2 separate regions of the Homo sapiens genome follow, and region 2 is linked to region 1. The links are chromatin loops, found by intact Hi-C in ENCODE. Cell type or tissue: OCI-LY7. All regions are shown on one strand.

Region 1 (2,500 bases):
AGAAAGAATAAAAGCAGCAACTCAAAACTTTTATTCTTGGATGTCACAAGAATTGATCTTGTTGCTCCCTTGAAGCATCAGCCTTAAGTGAGTTCTGAGGAACATTAATTCCTGGGTGTACCAATAGGTGCTACCAGGAAAAAGAAAAACAAGTTTTAGGGACAAGTATGTTTGAGAAGCACTTGGTTTTGGAAAGTTAATAGATTCATTGCGGCAGAACTTCACAGAGCTTTTGGTGTGTTGATGCATATTGCCAATCTCCCAGATAAAATGGGGAGGAATATAGGATTCAATATTTTCCTAATTTATTTGGGTCCTGCACCCTGAAGGGACCCTTGATCTGTAGAACTTATTCAGTTTTCATTTCACCTCAGTGAAGCAGGTGATTAATTTTTTTTTAACAGCTGAGAACACTGAATTTTAGAGCATGAAAACCAAAGTTATCCCATTAGTTACTGATTAGGCTATGAATACTATCACCATAATATTAAAAGTGTTGATTAAACTTCTACTTTATATTATATTTAGAAATCAGAATTTTTGTTCACCATGAATAAGTCTCAACATAAGGGAATATTCTTATTGTCTCTTTGGCCCTCAGTTTATGCTTCTGGTATGATAGAAATATTGGTAATATGATATAGTAACTTTTTGCCAATATTCAAAAATTGTATTACATGTTAATATTAATAATGTAATATGTAATAGAGAGGCCATTTGGGGAGAATGCCAAAATATCTGACCAAAGCAAGCATACTGTCTTTTAAAAATTATTTAACAGACGATCGTGTGCTGGCTAAATTTTCTAGTGTAGACACCCATTGTTGGAAGCCTTTGTAATAATCCTTTATTAAGGTTAATGATAATATTAATTCCAAAGGACATATTTCTTAAATAACAAAACCAAAGGCTTTGTGTCTGTCTTTAAAAATGAAGGATAATGTCCTACTTTATCAATCTGGATCAATAAAATGTAGAAACAAATGGAAATTTTAGCTATATCATAATAAAAAAAAGTCCAGGAATTTCTCAGAGATTTTTAAATGGTCATTTTTAGAGGTTCGTCGGGTTGGATACAACATTGCTCAGTTCTGGTCATTAATATTGGTTAAGTTATTATTGGGGATCTAGTTTTTAAAAAATTTTCTTTATCTGGGCTGGGTGCGGTGACTCACATCTGTAATTAATCCCAGCACTTTGGGAGGCCGAGGTGGGCAGATCGTGAGGTCAGGAGTTCGAGACCAGCCTGACCAACATGGTGAAACCCCATCTTTACTAAAAATACAAAAATTAGCCAGGTGTGGTGGCATGCGCCTGTAATCTCGGCTACTCAGGAGGCTGAGGCAGGAGAATCGCTTAAACCCGGGAGGCAGAGGCTGCAGTGAACCGAGGTGGCGCCACTGCACTCCACCCTGGGCAAGACTCTATCTCAAAAAAATAAAAAAAAATTTATCTGGTAGATGTCATTCCAGTTAGTGATTTGCTGTTAGAATTCATGAAATTGAAATTGTAAGCTCCAGAGCTGACCTGCTTATCACTTCAGTAAATAATTACCCTCCATGGGTCTCAGATTTTTAATAATCAAATAGCACCATGTATCTTGATGTACAAAGCATGTATAAAAATATTGTTGGATAAAAAAGAAAGTTTCATTTTATGGTTCTCTGTTTTTCTTATCTCTTCAAATAGGGTAGGAACGATGACTTATATTTTTATTCTAATGCTGCAGTGACTAGAATAGTAAATGACACTTTATATATCCAATTAATACTTGATGTATTCTTTAGATTTAATTATTTATTAGCAACACTTCTATCTACAAGATGTGACCTTATTCTTCTGTACCTCATGGGAATATTTCAAAGATAAAAGGAAGTAATGCTACCAATGTGAAGATATTTAAGCAATGTCCCCTTAGAACTGAGGTTCCTGCATAATGTTAGTTCTTTGGAAAAAGTATTTAGTCGTCATGCATGTTGAAACGATGGTGTGTCATACTACAGTTCCCTCTTCAAGCACATTTTAAAAGCTCTGAATAATTCTGCAATAAACAAACCAGCTTAAGTTTATTTAACACTTTGTTTCACAAACTTATTTGGGAATGGCAGGGCCCTATTTACTTGTAATATGCATTAACATCTCTTTGAATTAATGGTCAACAGAACAAACTTTGGGAAATACCAAGTTCAAGTATGTTGTAAATCCAGGGGATTGGTGGTTAAGGGCATTTACTTATCGAGTGCCCACTGTATGTCAAATAATGTGCTACGTGTTGGGATAAAAATTGGGTTCCTGCTGTTGCTGAGCTCACAGTCTTATAGAGGAAACCAACATGCAAGGTATAATTACAGTCCAAGGACTCATGATATGTAGCACACACACTTCTGTGTTTTGCTCAGACGGTGATCAGCTGGTGAGGCTCACTCGGCAGCCACGTGAGGGGCTCAGCAGCCTCACACACTGTGTGCCACTCATTTTCCATCCCGACCTTTCCCTGCTT
Region 2 (2,500 bases), 1.8 Mb after region 1:
CATCTCTACTCAAAATACAAAAGTTAGCCAGGCATGGTGGCACATGCCTGTACCCCCAGTTACTTGGGAGGCTGAGGCAGGAGACTCAAGAATCACTTGAACCCAGGAGGCAGAGATTACAGTGAGCCGAGATTGTGCTGCTGCACTCCAGCCTGGGGTGACAGAGCGAGACTCTGTCTCAAAAAAATGTAATAAATAAATAAATAAATGGAGAGTGAGATAAACTCAAGATTGATCCAAGTATGTTGGAGAAACCAGAGTGCATCTCATTTACTGTACTCATCTAAAGGTTCTGTCATGGAAACTATGTCAATGAGAAAACATAACACAATAAGTATGGCAAGAACATATTCTTGCATGTCAGAATTTAGTTGGGAATTTATGAGGAAAGTAATCTTTTTCAATGTGACAAGTGTTTGTGGTTTAGAGTTCATAGAAAATAATTTTGAAATAGCTTGATCATTTTTGACCCACTTTCAGTAATATAATTCACACGTAAACAAAAACCCAGTGGGCAAAGTTTTGATTCTTTAATGTATTAAGTAGGAACTTTCCTTAACTAAAAACATAAAATAGTCAAAATCAATTGAAAGTACATGTGACTTAAAGTATTCAAAAACAACACATAATTTAGGTTAGGAAACAATTAGAATTTGGAAGGATGCATAAGAGTGAAAAAATTAAATGTTTTGTCAATATTGTACTCAGAGTCTTGAAAAGAAGATAGCTATGTAGAACATTTATAAACAGTGTTTATGTTTTAAGTGAAATATGTGCCGAAATTTATGTAATATCTGGGACAGATAGACTATTGGCATGAACTCATATTGCAGTTTCTGAATATGTCACCTGATGAACTAAATTTATGTGAAAAATGCAAATATAGCATGAAGATAAATAGTATTCCAATGAATAAAAAATATTAAGGTATCATGATTTATTAGCTCAGTTATAGAAAATGCAAGTATAACCGCTACACTTGATAGCAGTTTCTTGTTTGAAGATAAAACTGTACTGTCAGACTACTCTTCTTAGCTAAAATACAAAGACAATAAAAAAATTTAAAAACTATATCCTCCATTTTTTTGTTAAAATTAGAAAACAGCTAAGATCCTGGAAAGCCAAATGGGTGGATGGTTTTGTGAAGGCTGAATGAAGACTGAGTAGGATGCATTGAGAAAAGGCCCCACAACCACAGATCTCCTAAGAGTCCAGCTAAATTATTCTTCTGACAGTTGAGGCGCAAAACCCCGAGATGCCAGAAATATCTTACTTCTTACCATAAAATTAGGTTTGCAGGTGCATCTGCAGGTGGCAGCTGATGTTCTAGACCCAAAGGCAAGGCTAAGTAAAGAACCACTCACAGGAAGCACAGTCTGTCTCTTTGACAGAGCAGGAGGAGAGTATCTTTTCATTTTTAAGATCGTCAGCTGCCCATCTTCACTAGTAGGAAAGACGTTAACAGCTAAGTGAATTAATGGGCAAAACTCTGTATCCTAAGAATATGCCCAGATGGTTGTGAAAGTCGTTGTGGTACTTTTCAATCAGGTGAATGCCGTATCAAATAGCTTGTCCAAGCAAAACTTCTTTTAGATAATTTTTTTTTCTATAACTGAGCTCATAAATCATGAGTTCAATGATGAGTTAAGAAAGAAAAAGTACAGAAGCTTTAGAAATATAATGCAGGAAAATAATCAGAAAAAATTGGCAGAAAATAAAATAGGAGATGAAGAATGCATGCCAGAAACATAGAATGAGAAGCAGAAGAAAATGGCATTTTACTATGAATTTTTAAAAATCTCTGTGAAGCAAAAGCACCAAATCAATAATGAAGGAGCTTAGGAAGAGATAAACAAGAAAAAAGAACTATGAACTGGCAGAGTGCAGCAAGGAAATGAAATAAATAAAATGAATCCAGGAAAAGAGAGAAATTATAAGAAGCAGGACTCGATACTGCTGAAAACAAAGTAATAGACATAGTAGGATAAATAAAAACACATCTAACATGAAAATAGTTTAGCATAAAGTTTTTAAAGGGTTTAGAGGTTAATCAATAGATACATACTGTAGTTTTCTATTGACTAGAGTTAGCATGGTGTGCCCTTTCCACCTTTTTACTTTTAACTGTTATCTTTACATTTAAAGCATATATTTTGTAAACAGTATATAGTTTGATCTTATTTTTTATTCAATATAAACATCTCTATCTTTTCCTTGGGTGTTTATAATTTTAAATTTTTGTAATTATTGATTTTAATATGTCCTGTTCGTTAGATTTAATTGAATCATCTAACTATTCGATTCCTATTTGTTTCATGTGTTCTTTATTTACTTGTTTTGGTCTTCTTTCAGATAAATTGAGTTTTTGTTGTTGTTGTTGTTGTTTTTGACGGAGTCTTGCTCTGTCACCTAGGCTGGAGTGCAGTGGCATGATCTCAGCTCACTGCAACCTCTGTCTCCCGGGTTCAAGAGATTCTACTGCCTCAGCCTCCTGAGTAGC

Evidence for each region. A loop is a pair of places that touch in the nucleus more often than their neighbours do. Peaks named below come from ENCODE experiments on the same cell type or tissue, not always from the same donor. Only the 100,000 strongest peaks of a DNase experiment are listed, where the experiment ranks them.
Region 2: a loop joins it to region 1, with 11 times the contacts of the local background. A loop is called at or near these places in 1 of 110 quality-filtered maps.

What each region holds. Positions count from the first base shown.
Region 1 is chr13:39,588,064-39,590,563 of GRCh38, reverse strand. The region is part of intron 2 of LHFPL6 (LHFPL tetraspan subfamily member 6); the gene reads left to right. Among named protein-coding and RNA genes, the nearest start is that of LHFPL6, 14 kb to the left of the region's middle. In OCI-LY7, a CTCF peak has its summit at 1,444; DNase peaks (open chromatin) are centred at 1,403 and 2,393; H3K4me3 peaks cover 1,542 bases; H3K27ac peaks cover 2,111 bases.
Region 2 is chr13:37,832,425-37,834,924 of GRCh38, reverse strand. All of the region lies in intron 1 of TRPC4 (transient receptor potential cation channel subfamily C member 4), which reads left to right. Among named protein-coding and RNA genes, the nearest start is that of TRPC4, 36 kb to the left of the region's middle. In OCI-LY7, no CTCF peak of the experiment used is centred here; a DNase peak (open chromatin) is centred at 1,304; H3K4me3 peaks cover 1,772 bases; H3K27ac peaks cover 2,500 bases.